2 separate regions of the Homo sapiens genome follow, and region 1 is linked to region 2. The links are chromatin loops, found by intact Hi-C in ENCODE. Cell type or tissue: thyroid gland. All regions are shown on one strand. Each heading gives the region's core, and the rest is flanking DNA. Links, peaks and the distances in the headings are about the cores only.

Evidence for each region. A loop is a pair of places that touch in the nucleus more often than their neighbours do. Peaks named below come from ENCODE experiments on the same cell type or tissue, not always from the same donor. Only the 100,000 strongest peaks of a DNase experiment are listed, where the experiment ranks them.
Region 1: it touches region 2 in a loop (2.0-fold over the local background); 56 of 110 quality-filtered maps call a loop at or near these places.

What each region holds. Positions count from the first base shown.
Region 1 is chr4:47,471,048-47,479,393 of GRCh38, forward strand. No RefSeq gene overlaps it. Among named protein-coding and RNA genes, the nearest start is that of ATP10D, 10 kb to the right of the region's middle. In thyroid gland, for the core only: no CTCF peak of the experiment used is centred there; no DNase peak of the experiment used is centred there.
Region 2 is chr4:47,559,404-47,567,749 of GRCh38, forward strand. It overlaps ATP10D (ATPase phospholipid transporting 10D (putative)), which reads left to right. Exons shown (of 23, transcript NM_020453.4): 14 at 1,546-1,672; 15 at 4,178-4,362. Among named protein-coding and RNA genes, the nearest start is that of ATP10D, 78 kb to the left of the region's middle. RefSeq lists a silencer at 5,840-6,029. In thyroid gland, for the core only: a CTCF peak has its summit at 5,166 (motif pointing left); no DNase peak of the experiment used is centred there; H3K27ac peaks cover 702 bases.

The DNA.
Region 1 (8,346 bases), core at 59-8,058, 89 kb before region 2:
ATACTTTGATTTAAGAAGAGCAATAGAGGGAGCCCATAACATTTATTTCAGTGTAGCACTAAAGAAAACAATACATTAAAAGCTGAAATCGCTCTGTTAAAGTGAAATACTTAATAAGCTGCAATTTTGGACCTAAGATGTAATACATGCTATATCCTCAGGGGCTGGCATTCTTTAATGGCACACCAGGTTTTCAATTAATCTTTCTGGTGAAGGTTCTGTGCGTGTAAAACCTCCTGCCTCCCAATTGCTACCCCTTTTAAGCCCTGTATTTACAACCACCACATCCGTAAGCTGTTAGGATTTCAGCCAGTGGTTCTTAATCAAAGAAGCACATTCGTCAACCCAGGGAATTTTTGAGTATTGATTTTTAACTTTAAATGTGTCACACTTTTGTTTTGTACTTTTAAAATAGCTTTATAATTCACATACCATAAAGTCTACCCATTTAAAATACAGGTTGGCTAAGTTTACTCAAGCGAGGTTTTCTAAATTTGTATAGGAATGCAATTATCACTATGTCTCCCAAAATGATCCTTAATGCCTGTTTGTAGTGGACACATGGGGAGCTTTAAAAAAAAAAGAAAGAAAGAAAAGGTCATACCCTGCAGACAAATATTGTCGGAGTCTCTTTGACTACTAACACCAATCTTCCGTCATTGCTGTTACAAAACTCCCCAGATAATTTTGACATAGGTCAGTGTTGAGATACAGTGATGTGGACAAAACTTCATAGAAAAGATGAAGATCTGGAAAATGCAAATGTAACCTTTTACTAACCAAGAGATCACCTGGCTTAGACCAAATGTTGTCACAACAGCAGCAGCAGCAATAACAAAGGAGGCCTTTAGAACATTTAGAGAATGGTGGTTTTCTGATCCTGGACTTTTGTTCCTACTGTTTCCTTTGCCTAGAATCTCCCCTCCTTCTTCCTGCCACTCTCTCCATGCACACCTAGTTCGCCTAATGAATTCAGACACAACCCCCAGAGAACTTTAATTGCTGTCTCACCTGTGTTTTCATAACTCTTTGAATAAACATCTATTATAGTCCTTATTGCATTGTGCTGTTTCTTCATATTCTGACTTTCCCATTTTTCTGAGAGCTCCTTGAAATGCAGAGGCCATGCCACATTCATTTGAGTATCTAGACAGTGTCTGGCACAAAGCTGACTCCCAAAAAGTGTTTGTTGAATTCGGAAATAGAAGAGGTGCTTTAATAAACTATGAAGGCCGGGCTCAGTGACTCACGCCTGTAATTCCAGAACTTTGGGAGGCCGAGGCAGGCAGATCACAAGGTCAAGAGTTCAAGACCAGCCTGGCCAACATGGTGAAATCCCATCTCTTCTAAAAATACAAAATTTAGTTGGGCGTGGTGGCAAGCTCGTATAATCCCAGCTACTCGGGAGGCTGAGACAGTAGAATCACTTGAAACCAGGAGGTGGAGGTCGCAATGAGCTGAGATTGCACGACGGCATTCCAGCCTGGGTGAACAGAGCAAGACTCCGACTTGGGAAAATACAAAAAAACAACGATGTAAAGGGTAGGCAGTGATTTCCAACCTTGACTGGAAATTAGAATCCACTGAGGAGCTTTTCAAAATCCCTATGACCAGCTCACACCTACAACCAATGAAATCAGAATCTCCAGGGGTTGGACCCAGCAGCATATGTTCTTTACATCTAATTCTAATGTGCAGCTGAAATTGAAAATCAAGGGCATAAAGCCACAAAGGATGGTCCAAAATTTTATCCTTGACCAAAATATCCTGGCTCTATTGCCTAAAATATTTAAATTATTTGCTGTTACATTGCTTGGAAGGAGCTCAGAAATATATGTGAATTAACAGATAGCTGTTTTTAAAATATATGAAAGCCCCTATGATACTCAAGAAAGAACTGGCCATTCATGTAAGTCACTGAAGTTTTGATTATGATTACTTTCCTTTTGACATTTTGTTTGAAGAACCATTATGAAATAGGAATCTTGATTTGGGTAGAACATTGAAAGTGTCAAAACAGAAATTGTATTGGACAATGTTAAACAGGCAAGGAAGACTCTATTCAACATTATTCCAATAGCGGAGAGGGGCCAGAACTCAATCCAAACTCAACACCACTGAAACAAAGGACAGTAGGATTTCTAAGTGTTGGAAGTGAGAGGGAGTGTATAAGTTATATGTGTTTACTAATTGGTTTTACTCAAAAGAAAAGTAAATTTTCCCATATCTTTGTGACAGGATGCAGTTTCACAACTTGGAGGAAGGTACCCACCAAAGTTATGAAAGATAGAGTGACTATCTGATTTGCTGATTACATTTCAAAGACATGGCTCAAAGGTTCTTGAGAAATACATTCGTAAGTTTTAAAACTGACAAGAGACTGATTGAAAGATTTATATTTCAAAGGGGCAGGAAAATATGTTACAGGTTTTCTAAATATGCTGTACAAAAATGGAGGTCAGGGGTCTAGTGTCAGGGAAGAAGCTGATCTAAAGTTTAGTCAAGCTGGGGAATGTTAAGGCAGCCTTGGTCAAAGTCAAATAAATAGGTAATTTTGAAGAATGTAGATGGGCCAGAAGGGCTATCAGAGAAATTCCTCAACAATGAGCTTGGAGCAGCAAAGCTTAGCATGAGCGTATTCAATCCTTGAGAGAACCGAAGAGGAAAGTTAGAAAAGGCCTGGAGATAATTAAAGTATTTTGCAGATTTTCCTTGCATAGTCTGGTTTATATCAGGAAATTAAAAAGGAAACATTTCTTTCTGTACTTTCTTCCTCCTAAAGGAACTCTCAGATCCACATTCCTACGTAAGATGTGGAACTATATATTGTCATACCATATAACAACCATGCACATAAGTTAAAATGCAAAAAAATTACAAGCATATATATGTGTATTTTTTAAATAATCTGGAAGTTTACATATGTACATGTAGCTTCTGGCAATGAGACTTGGACTGGTGTTGAAGAGGACTTTAGTGATATCTATAGTATTTCATCAAAGAAACAAGAGAGGCCGGGAATGGTGGCTCACACCTGTAATCCCAGCACTTTGGGAGGCTGAGGTGGGCAGATTGCTTGAGTTCAGGAGTTAAGGCCCAGTCTGGGCAACATGGCAAAACCTATCTGTACAAAAAATACCAAAAAAAAAAAAAAAAAAAAATTAGCCGGGCATGGTGGTGTGCACCTGTAGTCCCAACTACTGGGGAGGCTGAGGTGGGAGGGCAGCTTGAGCCCAGGAGGAGGAAGTTGCAGTGAGCCAAAATCTCGCCACTGCACTCCAGCCTGGGTGACAGAGCGAGACCCAGTCTCAAAACAAAACAAAACAAAAAAAAAACAAGAAACAAGAGATTAGAGGCATAAAATCCAAAATGGTAACTGTAATTCATTCTGAATTTCTGAACGGTAAGATAATATGAATTTGTTTTATGGACTTTGTATTTTTCTAGATTAGTTAAATTCCAAAAACAAAATAAAAATAAAGACAAATGTCACATGGTGGGTCTAAGCCAGGAGTTTAAAAGAAGGAGAACTCACTGTCAGGGTGATCAAAGACCTTCAGGTAAAGGAAGAAGCAGGATTTGGGAGATGGGTTCAATATCCATAGGCAGAAATGGATAAGCACGGCAATTTAGTTGGAAGGAATCACCCAAATCAAAAAGACAGATAATAAAACCCAATGTCAGTATGTATCCAAAAATGAGTAAATTTGTAAATCAAAATTTGATGCCAAGAATAAAGAGATTTCTATTTATAGTATCATGAAGAACGTTCAGATCCAGGGGGATGCAGGTAGAATTTTCTAATATAGCCTTTCTGTTGATATTGTTGCTAAATTATAGGAAACAAAAACTTGGACAGATAATTACCATCTTAGAAGCCAACCTAACCTCAAAAGGCATCTAATCAGACTTCCTATTACAGAAGAGGAAACAGAGGTCCTCAGAATTTGAAGTCACCAGTGGTCAAGTCCAATCCAGACTCAAGCACTGGCTACCGCATCGACATCATCAGAACACAATTCAATAGAGCTAATCAAGTGTTGACTTTCTTTGATAGTAAAACAGAGTGTCCACTTGACATGCTGGAACGTAGGGAGAATGGGGAGTAAAAAGTATATGCTGGAGATAGTACATCTTAAAAATTAACACAAAAAGAACACAGACACTTGTGTAAATTCATTTTTGTTAAACTCATTTTATTTTAACCTGTTTTTATGCAGAGAAATATTTTCCAAAATATCAAATGAATTTTAGCACAGATTAAACTATGTAAATCAAGAGCATTTAAAAGGATAATATAAGCTGTCTCTGTTAGCATTTGTAAAAGCTGGTTTAATAAAAGGTACACACACATGAAAACATTGTCAAGAATTCTTACAAAGGGCATATGCTAATGATGGCAAATGGATTTTGTACAAAATAATAGCCTATCAAGGGACAATGTAAAGAACCACTCAGAATCTAGCAGGCTAGTAGAGTACACTGCACATAATAATTGCCCTTTTATAAGAAAAGGAACATAGCAAAATTTGAAATTGTAAAGGAATTCATCACCAGCCTTCTTTAACAATAAGCTTCTCTAAGGCATTTGAAATAAACTTTGATTTATGGAACTTCAATAAACACATCATTTTTAAGAAACATCATTTTGGTGAACAGAATAATACATATTTGCCTTGCTCTGCGCTTACTGTGAGTTCAGGAATTGTGTCTTCTACATGACAAATGATTCAAATTAGTCTGAACATGAAACATGATAGCCTGGGTGGATTTAAATAATAGCAATAGTCAATGCCAGCAGGTGCCAGCAGAAGCAGTTTCAGATACAGCAAGGGAGTCAGCCTCTTGTGGGGGTCTGGGCAGCCCTCCTTTCTGCCTCTCAACTCTGCCTGCCTGGCCGACAAAGGCAATAGTTAGGATGTTTTCTAGATTCTTCCCTTTACTTTGTTTTTGGTTTGGTTTTGTTTTTTTGACCCAGGGTCTAGCTCTGTCAGCCAGGCTGGAATGCAGTGTTGTGATCACTGCTCACTTCAGCCTCAAACTCCCTGGGCTCAAGTGATCCTCCAGCCTCAGCCTTCCCAGTAGCTGAGACTATAGGCAAGTGCCACCACACCTTGCTAATTTTTAATTTTTTTGTACAGACGGAGTCTCACAATGTTGCTCAGGCTGGTCTCAGACTCCTAGGCTCAAGCAATCCTCCTGCCTCAGCTTCCCAAAGTACTAAGATTATAGGCATGAGCCACCACACCTGGCCTGTTTTTATTTTTAATGTGTAGTTATAGTTTAAAGGAAGACTCATGTACACGCTTGTCATGGTTAATTTTATGTATCAACTTGGCTGGGCCACAGTACCAGATATTTGGTCAAACATTATTCTAGATATGTCTGTGAAGGTATTTTTTAGATGAGATTAACATTTACATCAGAAGACTTTTAGAAAGTAGATTATCCTCTATAATGTGGGTGGGCCTCATCCAACCAGCTAAAGACCTTAATAAGCAAAGGCTGATCTTCCCCTCCTCCTATCCGCCCCCCGGCCCCACCCGCAAAAGGGAGAATCCTGCTGGCTGACTGCCTTCTAATTGGAACTGCCACATCAACTCTTCCCTGGGTCTCCAGCCTGCTGGCCTGCTCTGCAGACTTTAGATTTAATAGCCCCACAGTGTTGTGAGCTAACCTAAAAATAAATATTTCTCTCTTTCTTTTCCTATACTGACACATACACACACGCACACATTCACACACATCCTGTTCCTTCTGTTTCTCTGGAGAACCCTAATACACCACCACTGAGTTTAAGAAATGGTAGAACATTGGCCAGGCATGGTGGCTTATGCCTGTAATCCCAGCACTTTGGGAGACCGAGGCAGGCGGATCACAAGGTCAAGAGATAGAGACAATCCTGGCCAATATGGTGAAACCCCGTCTCTGTGAAAAATACAAAAATTAGCTGGGTGTGGTGGCGCGTACCTGTAGTCCCAGCTACTCAGGAGGCTAAGGCAGGAGAACCACTTGAACACAGGAGGCGGAGGTTGCAATGAGCCAAGATCACACCACTGCACTCCAGCCTGGCAACAGAGCAAGACTCCGTCTCAAAAGAAAAAAAAAAGATGACGAGTTAGTGGGTGCAGCGCACCAGCATGGCACATGTATACATATGTAACTAACCTGCACAATGTGCACATGTACCCTAAAACATAAAGTATAATAAAAAAAAAAGAAAAAAAAAAAGAAATGGTAGAACATGACCAGCACCTTTGAAGTTCACTGTGTGCCCCTCCATGGCACACAGGAGATCAGTATGAATTCCATGGCCCTAGTGACTTTCTATTGTTATATTTCCATGAATGAACATCCTGATAATGGAACTTGATCAGCAAAATCACTCAAAAAGGAGATTTGACACTTCACCTAGTAGATGGCAGGGATATCACTACATTCAGCATGGAAACTTGCACTAGACTTTTTATAAGGCAACTAAATGAACGGAGTAATATCACTTCCTATTGCAATTTAAGTGCTGTTTCATCTGTCAGACCAAAAATACATCAGGTAGTATAGCCTATCCAGGTCAGGGATCTTCTGAAGAGCTCAGGACCCGCTGACTGACCCCATTCCTGCAGAGCAGTAACATTCCTGCCAGCATACAACCTAAATTGTTGGATGGAGCTCTGTTCCTTCTCATTTTTCTTGTCATAACAGGGAAGACTTGGCCTTGCACAAACTCTTGAATATATACCATCCTTTCCACACTCACTGCCAGTTTCTTGTTTCAGGCCTTCGTTTCATTTCACTCACACTGCAGTGCCACACTACCCATTATTTTAGGTTACTTTATTACAGCCCTGGTCGGACCACAACTCTCCTTCTTGAAAACCTTCACAGTGGAGCCTTAATTTTTGTTCTTTCCTTCTCTACAATATTCTGACCACATAAATATTTTTAAAATTCCCAGATATGCCATATACTCTAACATCTTTGTGTTTTTCTTCTTGTTTCTTGTTTTTAGCCAGAAGCTTTTCCTCGTTTTCTCCATCAGGATATTCTTGCTCACATTTTAAGGCCCATTGAAATGACAAATCCTATATAAAACTTCTGCTAGCCCCTCTGAAACTTCACTTTGAACTTTGAAATCATTAGTTTCTCTTTTGAAATTTTTGCAAGATTCTGTTAAAGATACTGAACTGAAGAGTGAAATATTTCAAAAAATGTATCTAAATGGGAAACAAATAAGTAAAGAAAAAATGTATTGCTATATAATTGGCTTTTAGCAGTAATACTATCAGGGGATCAAAGTGCCCGGCTAGACTTATCCTTAAAGGAATACATGCTTCATAACTGTTGATTCCAAGTGGCCAATTATCAGATACTGAGGCACTTATGAAAACAAAATAAAAACCTTACCACCCCGACACACACATACTCTTTACCATCCCCATCAGGGTCAGATCCAGGGACTGTTAGCAATAAATTATTCTGCAGGTAAGCAATAATCAGGACAATTTAAAAACTTCTGTCTTCCAGTTGTTCCACCCCAAACCTTGGAATTATCCCTGATTCCTTTCTTTCTCTTGTAACTCACACACAATTTACAAACAATCCTATTAGCTCTACCTTCAAAATATATCCAGAAGCTGACCACCACCCTCACAGTTACAATTCTAACCTAGGCCAAAATCACCTCTCCCCAGGATTGTTAAAATCACCTCTTGACTAGTCTCCCAGCATCAACCATGCTCCCTACAGTTTATTGGCAACAAAAAAAGCTAGAGGGATCCTGTTGGAACACAGGCCAGACGGTATCAGTCCTCTACTCAAAACCTATCTACATATTTGCAGTATACACAGGGTAACATCCAAAGTCTTCCATGACTTTATGGCTCTGATGTCACTTTTACTACTTCCCACTGACACCTCCACATTGTTCCCCCATCACAGTGCCCTGGGCACGCCAGTGCTTTACTGCCTCTCCAGCATAGCTGGCACACCCTTGCCTCGAGGCACTGCATGTTCTCTTTCCCTGAAATGCTCCATCCCCAGACACCCTTATGGCTCTCTCGCTCACCTACTTCAGATCTTTGCTTAAATGTCACATTCTTGGTAAGACCTTCCCCAAATCAAAAGCTATCCCTCTCCCCTACTCTGGCACTCTCTCTCCTCCTCACCTTGCAGTGCTCTTCATAGCACACATTGCCATTTGTTATATTAAATATTTTACATCCATCCAATAAGGAGCAAGGCTTTTTGTTTGTTTTGTATATTCCCTGCGCCCGAAATGGTGCCTGCCACATATTCAGTGCTCTATTAATATTTGTTCAATGAATAAGTGAATGAACAAAATATACA
Region 2 (8,346 bases), core at 308-8,307:
CAGATGAGCCTTAATTTTTTCATAATAAGCTCTTAATACTCTTTTCTTATGTGCCCGTAAGTATTTATATGTAAATCCAGGTAAATATCCTAGATATTATCTCAGTATTGATTATTCTTTATTGAGAATGCATATCCTTTCTAAACAAAAGTTTAGCAAGAAAGAAGATGGAGCTCCAATAAATTATTTGAGAGATGTTCTCACCGGAACTTTTCATTTCTTACCCAAGGTTTAGTTCATGGGAGCTGCATTAGGGAAAGTGGGATCTGTTGTAGACCCCAAGGAACTCAGTCAACCAGCTGCATAAGGAATCAAAAGTCTGATGGCTGGGCACAGTAGCTCACGCCTGTAATCAGGAGGCTGAGGCAGGTGGATCACCTGAGGTCAGGAGTTCAAGATCAGCCTGGCTAACATGGTGAAACCCCGTCTCTACTAAAAACACAAAAATTAGCCGGATCTGGTGGTGCATGCCTGTAATCCCAGCTACTCAGGAGGCTGAGACAGGAGAATTGCTTGAACCTGGGAGGCAGAGGTTGCAGTGAACTGAGATTGCGCCACTGCACTCCAGCCTGGACGACAGAGCAAAACTCCATCTCAAAACAAAAACAAAACCAAAAACAAAAAGCCTGCCCCACACACAGTTAAAGGAAGAATGGAGAGTTCAAGATCAAACCAACTCTGCCTTTTCAATTGAATGATCCTACCCTTGATTAAAATGTAGCCCAACAGGTGTCAGATTCTCTCAAATCGAATGACCTGTGGCCAAGAATAAGTAGGCAGAGAGGGGAATTGCCTCACCTGCTTTACTCCACTCTGCTTTATAAAAACTGAAATGTAGATTTCTCTTTCTATGGCAACCTAAAGACAAAGGAAAATATATTATTGATCACTTCCCCAGGAATTTCATTCAATTTTTCTTTGGAATAAGACTTGTTTCACCCATAGGGCCCTTCTCTTTTTACCATTCATTAACCACATAAAATAACCATCAAAGGAGAATGGCGTGAACCTGGGAGGCGGAGCTTGTAGTGAGCCGAGATCAGGCCACTGCACTCCAGCCTGGGCCAGAGCGAGACTCTGTCTCAAAAACAAAAACAAAACAAAACAAACAAACAAAAAAAACATCAAAAGGTATGAAAGGTGCTGCTGGTTACAGAATCCTTCGAACTAAACAGTCCTGATACCACTTTCTCAACTGCACCATTAGAATCAAACTGGATTTAACTGTCAATTGGAGACCACTCCCAACTGCATACTTTCTGATTTAATTAAAGACATTAACCCACTGTCATCATATATGGTGCCTAGAATTTCCAGAGATGCTGAGTTAAAGGGTCATCCATCATCAGTGTTGCACTAGTCTGACCACAGAGTTTGGGAAGCTAGTGTCCAGGTGGTGTGAGGATATGGATCTGACATGGCTGTGCCCAGAGGGAGGAATATGTAAAACAAGTTGATGGTTTGATATTTTGCCAGAGGTCAGTCCTGGTATTCCCACAAGATCATATGGCTTGCTTCATACCTCTCTTTTAATTCTTCCCGTAGGTCATGAGTGACACTGAATATGCAGAGTGGCTGAGGAATCATTTTTTAGCTGAAACCAGCATTGACAACAGGGAAGAATTACTACTTGAATCTGCCATGAGGTTGGAGAACAAACTTACATTACTTGGTAGGTGAATTATGTTTGTATTGCCTGAATGGAGGATTTTGAAAAACACTGGATATCTTTGAATAAGGGTTATTTTCTTCCATTGTTATCTAATAAACATATATGGTTCTGCCTACCCTGTCCAGTCTGATCTCTATCCAACTTCCAATCCATTCTATTCTGTTGTCCACTGCAGTGAACTAGACTTCACTTGTGATGGGGTCAGGATGGTCACCCCAAGAAGATCATGTAAAATCCAACACTTAACATAGACTACAAAGCCAAGTAAATGTTCCAATAAATATCTTGGTTCAAATCAAGATAAATATCAAGAATAGAGTTTCTTGTCAGGCATTGGATAAGGTGCTTAATACGTGTTATCTTTTTTTTGAATTCTCACAACAAATCTCTATCTTATGTAGAGGAAATTTGGGGCACAGAGCAGTTCAATGACTTGTTCAAGGTCACATGCCAGTAGCTGACAGTTACTCATTAACCAAACATGGAGCTCATGTTTGCCTGGCTCCAAGCTTTTTATCCTGCACCTGCTACTGGACTAAGGAAATTTATTTTTCTTCTCTTCCTGATTTCAACTAAAATTGCACAACTGACCCCTCTTGTCTTGGATTAAACTGCATCTTAGAATTATCTGAAGCACTTTAAAAAATATTGATGCCTGCATCCTATCCCCTGAGATTCTGATTCAAGTGATCTGTTGTGTGGCTTGGGCATTGGAATTTTTTAAAGCTCCCTAAAGTGATGCTAAAGGCGGTCAAGTTTGAGAACCACTGTCTTAGAGTCTGGAGATCTAGATTCTAATATAAGCTCTGATATACCAAGATACCAGCTTCTGAGCTCCATTCCTCTATTTAGGAGGAAAACATTGACCTAACTTAGTATCTAGCAAATAGAGCAATGATGCCTACCCTAAGTGATTTCTCTGTGACAGTGTAAGTAGTATAGGTCCACATTTCCTCATCTGTGATTCCAAAATCAAAAATGCTCCATGGGTTTAGTGCCAAAACTCATTTGGCAGAAAAATCATACCTGATTTGATATAAGACTATTTATAGTTATTATCCTAATTTAGGTGAACATTTGTCAGTTTTCCTGCAGAAATATTAATATGCTTGATTAACAAGTATTATAGAATATGGTATATGCACCATATTACTTTTTTAATATCTGAAAAATGTTTGAATTCCAAAACACATATGGCCCCAATTGTTTCAGAAAAGGGAACTGTAGACCCATGAAAGAACACTGCAAATAGACATTGTATCTTACTGGCAGGAGCATTCTTTAAAAGCCTGCCCTTTAAAGGACATGAACAGACATTTTTCTAAAGAAGACAACAACAAGTGGCCAACAAACATGAAAAAATGCTCAACATCACTAGTTATCAGATGCAGACAAATGCAAATTAAAACCACAATGAGATACCATCTTACACCAGTCAGAATGTCTGTTAAAACGTCAGAAGACAACAGATGTTGGCAAGGATGCAGAGAAAAGGGAACGCTTATATACTGCTGGTTGGAATGTAAATTAGTACAACCTCTATGGAAAACAGTGTGGAGATTCTCAAAGAACTGAAAATGGAATTACCGTTCAATCCAACAATCCCACTACTGGGTATCTACCCAAAGGAAAAGAAATCATTATATCAAAAAAGTACCTGCAATCATAGGCTTATCACAGCACTGTTCACAATAGCAAAGTCACAGAATCAGATTTCTAAGTGTCCACCAACAAACGATTAAAGAAAATGTGATATAATATATATATATACACACACACACACATATATACACAATGGAATCCCACTCAGCCATAAAAAAGAATGAAATTGTGTCTTTTGCAGCAACATGGATGAAACTGGATGCCATTATCTTAAGTGAAATAACCCAGAAACAGAAAGTCAAGTACCACACGTTCTCACTTATAAGTGAGAGCTAAATAACATGTACACATGGACATGGAAAATGAAATAGTAGACATTGGAGACTCAGAAAAGTGGGAGGATAGGTCGGGGAGCAAGGGATGAGAAATTACCTAACAGGTACAATTTACACTATTTGCATGATGGTTACACTGAGAGCCCAGATTTCACCCCTACACAATATATCAGTGTAACAAAACTGCGTTTGTGCCCCCTAAGTCTATAATAATAAAAATAAAATCCCACCCTTATCCTTGGGAATATCATAGAATTATAAAATTGTAGTGTAAGGTTGCATAAATAATTGACTCAAATCCCTTCAATTTACAGATAAGAAATCTAGCCAAAAGGAGAACGAGTAAGTTTGATAAATCCATTGATCCCTGAGGCTTCCTTCCCAAAATATTACATTGCATATAATTTTGGTCTGGGTCGTCAAACCTCCTTTGACTCTCCTGAGCAGCTGGGCAGTTTATGTAGTGTAGGGTTGAGTTGGCTAACAGATATGATTCAACTGTAGACTAGCTGAGCTTCAGCTGGCTTTGGTTTCTTACAAGTCCTATTGCACTTTGGTTATTTTTTAGGTGCTACTGGCATTGAAGACCGTCTGCAGGAGGGAGTCCCTGAATCTATAGAAGCTCTTCACAAAGCGGGCATCAAGATCTGGATGCTGACAGGGGACAAGCAGGAGACAGCTGTCAACATAGCTTATGCATGCAAACTACTGGAGCCAGATGACAAGCTTTTTATCCTCAATACCCAAAGTAAAGTGCGTATATTGAGATTAAATCTGTTCTTCTGTATTTTCAAAGGCATTGGAACATTTGAGATTTGATGTATGCAAGGATTAAAAAAAAAACAAAACAGCAACCGTTAGCTTTTTTTGTTGTTTGTTTGTTTGTTTTGGTTTTTTTGAGACGGAATCTTGCTCTGTCACCCAGGCTGGAGTGCAGTGGTGCAATATCTTGGCTCACTGCAACCTCCACCTCCCAGATTCAAGCAATTCTGCTTCAGCCTCTCAAGTAGCTGGGATTACAGGCATCTGCCACCACGCCTGGCTAATTTTTGTATTTTTAGTAGAGACGGGGTTTCACCTTGTTGGCCAGGCTGATCTTGAACTCTTGACCTCAAGTGATCCGCCAGCTTTGGCCTCCCAAAGTGCTGGGATTACGGGGTGAGCCACTGTGCCCTGGCCAGCAACCATTAGCTTCTTGATAATTTTTTCTATCCAGAAACCTACCTTGTGCTTGGAAGGATGTCTATTCTTCTAAAGGCCTGATGGAAAATTATAATGATTCAGAGGAATCATTGCTGAATAAAGGCATTAGAAGAAAGTTTTTTTTTTTTATTTGCTTTCCCCCCTCCACACTGGATTACCAGGGATCTGACAGGACTTAGCCCAAAATGAGAAAATATATCAAGTCCTGGTACAGGAATCTACCTCCCTTTTAAGATAAGAAAAAGTGATAGTTTTTATTGAAATCAGGTGAATAAATTATTAAATATTTTATGGCAATTCTAAAAATAGACTCAGGGAAATCGTGCCCTCTTGTGGTAATTCCTAGGTAGTGCTCCCGAGAATATCATAAGTTTGAAGAACTGTTTAAGGGAAGAGGAAAATGTCATTTTTTAAAAAAGAAGGAAATTTAGGAGGCTTAGACTCAGCCCAGTTTTTTCTATTTTTGCCTCCCGCTAATCTCTAACACCAATGTTTAATCAGATAAATAAGGGTTTTATTTTTCTCAGAAGCCTTCCAGTATAGTGATCCCCTCCAAGATTTGTGCACATTGTTTATTTTTCTTGAAAAACTTCCTCCCATTCTTCTTCAGCAGTCAGACTTAACCAGTGATATCAATCCCATCACTGCAGTCTGCCTTCTTTGAAATCTTGTGGAGCTTTTCTTCAGGATCACTTCTTGAGCTTTGCCTGCTCAAGGCTGCCATGATTGGTTAACATGTTTTCGTTTGTTTATTTGTTTGTTTGTTTGTTTGTTTTGAGGCAGCCCAGGCTGGAGCGCTATGGCGCGATCTCGGCTCACTGCAAGCTCCGCCTCCCGGGTTCACGCCATTCTCCTGCCTCAGCCTCCCGAGTAGCTGGGACTACAGGCTCCCGACACCACGCCCGGCTAATTTTTTGTGTATTTTTAGTAGAGACGGGGTTTCACCGTGTTAGCCAGGATGGTCTCGACCTCCTGACCTCGTGATCCGCCCGCCTCGGCCTCCCAAAGTGCTGGGATTACAGGCGTGAGCCACCGCGCCCGGCCTGGTTAGCATGTTTTTATGGTCAGACCTCAACCAGCACTCAGCTAAATGGTACATTTTGAGAAAAGGGAAAAATAGAGTGGGTTCCCCTTTACGGTGGCCCAGTGACCCATAACCACAACCACCAGCCAACTCCCAGTAGCTGCAGGGGGCAGAACAGAAGAAAATGCTTAGTCATTTCAGTCACCAAAAGAATGTAGCCTAGGTGGCTGGTAAGACTAGGGATCAAATGCTTGGCCTGCCGCTGACTGAGTATGTGGCCTTAGGGAGTTACTTACCCTCCTGTGCCGCTTTTTCTTTACTCATAATGGGAGAGTAATGACTGTTTAATGGGGTTTTTGTGAGCATTAAATGAAAAAATATAAATTGTTTAATGCGGTGCCTATCAGATGAGAGGGGTTCAGTAAGCATTAAAAAAGAAAAATAGAGATTGTTGTGAACAGTAAAATCTTTAGGACTGTGAAATTCATTTATAATGCAATATATCCATATAAAAAAATTACACTTATACCCTTAAATTTATATAAATAAAAAAATTATTTATAAATACACAATTTATCTTATGTTTAAAGGCATTTAAAACTATCGATTCAAGAAGTATTTACTGAGTACCTATAATTTTTTTGCTATCGATAGCTATTCCACATGTGTGAATTTTCCAAATAACTAAACAGAATACAACAAACATAATTTAGTTTTATCACAACTCAAGATAAAAAGCCAGGCACATAGTATGGGCTCAGTCACTAGTATTTAACTCTTTTCTTTCCACCTCCCACTCCTAGTCCCTCAGGAATCACTAAGAGTTTAAAAGGACTTGAAGATCATGGAGCCCAGTGTGTCACTTAGTGAAGGAATTGCTCCTATAACATTCTAAGCAGGCAATGTGGCAGCCAGTGGAATGTCTGAAGTTACTTTTGTGTCATCTTTACAAATTTCCATCAACGTTGTTCTTCAATTTACAAATTAGATTATAAGTGTTGCCAGTTGCAAACTTTACCTTTTACTCTCATAAAAGTTTTTTTTCTTCATTTGTTTTAATATAGTCATATCCTGTTTGTAACTAGTTACTGCATTGGAATATACAAAGGCCTTTCAGGATTGGTCATTTAATTTTTTAAGTTTTATTTTTGTAATTTCATTTAAATTTTTCTCCTCAGATTGGTAACTTTCTATCTTCATAATTTATATTAGAATCTACAAAAAGGCTTTCCATACCTGATCTCATTTGACAATTACAACAAATAGACATAGAAGATAAATTATCTGTTTTATAACCTGAGACTCCAAATGCTTGTGATTTCTCTAAGTACAGCTGATTACTAAACTTTAAATTTTCTGATTCCCATTACAGTATATTTTCTAATTATATATTACATATTACATATATACAGTTGATTCTCCTTATTTGTAGAGTTATAGTTTATGTAGTTGCCCCGAGCTCTGAATTAGCAAACACTGACCACTGCTTTTAGAGGAGATACAAAGTTAGCTTCCTCTGATTACAACATACTGTCAACAATCAATACATGACCTTGTTTCTTCTGAAATGTACCTTATTTAATATGCATATTAATGATTCATTAACGTTAAATGCATTGCCAACAGACTGTAACTTATACCCAAACAAAGCTTATCTAACATGGGTAAGTTCCCCCCATAGGACACATCACAGCCTTTTTTGCTTGGAAACACTGCAGCCCATGATTGGGAGTCATTTTAAACAGCAAAATCACTGACAAAAAGCAGAAAGATGCAAAAAATATGGCACCAAATAGCCCATGAAAAGAAGACTTTGCTACAGTTTGAGAACTGGCAAAAGAAGGCATCATGGTGTTCAGCTTCAGCTGGGAATGGGCATATCACATGACTTAAATGTCACTCTATGCATGTGACACTCAAATGTCACTCTATGACATGTAACCACAAAAACATCTCAAGTATTGTGAAATTACAGATAAATTTTATCAAGTAGGAGAATTCACAAATGTGGAATCCACAGATAATGAAGATTAGCTGTGTGTGTGTATGCATACTTCTGTTATTTTTATAATGAAAAAAATAGTTAATTTGTAAAACCTAAACACATACTCAAATAAATAGAAGAGTACAAAACCCTTTATAATCAATTTATAATCATAAAACTACAATTTAAAATCATATTTTGGAGAATATCCACACAGACTGTATTCTGTATACTGTAAGCATATTGGTGCCACAAAGACTATATTTATGTTATTGTATGGTATTGCAGCTGTATTCTTTCAATTACAATACCTTAAACACAATCTGATGTTAATGTTTTCAATGATTGCGAGGCATGTTACTTTCTAAATGTGCCATTTTAATTTAACCAAACTCCAAAAGAGTTTTAAAAATAATTTTTACTATGATGTAATGAGCTGTATGAGCATATCTGATTCATCTTTGTATACTTTGCCTTAAGGGCTTTGGAGGTGTATGGGATCAAATTCATTCCTAAAATGGAGCCC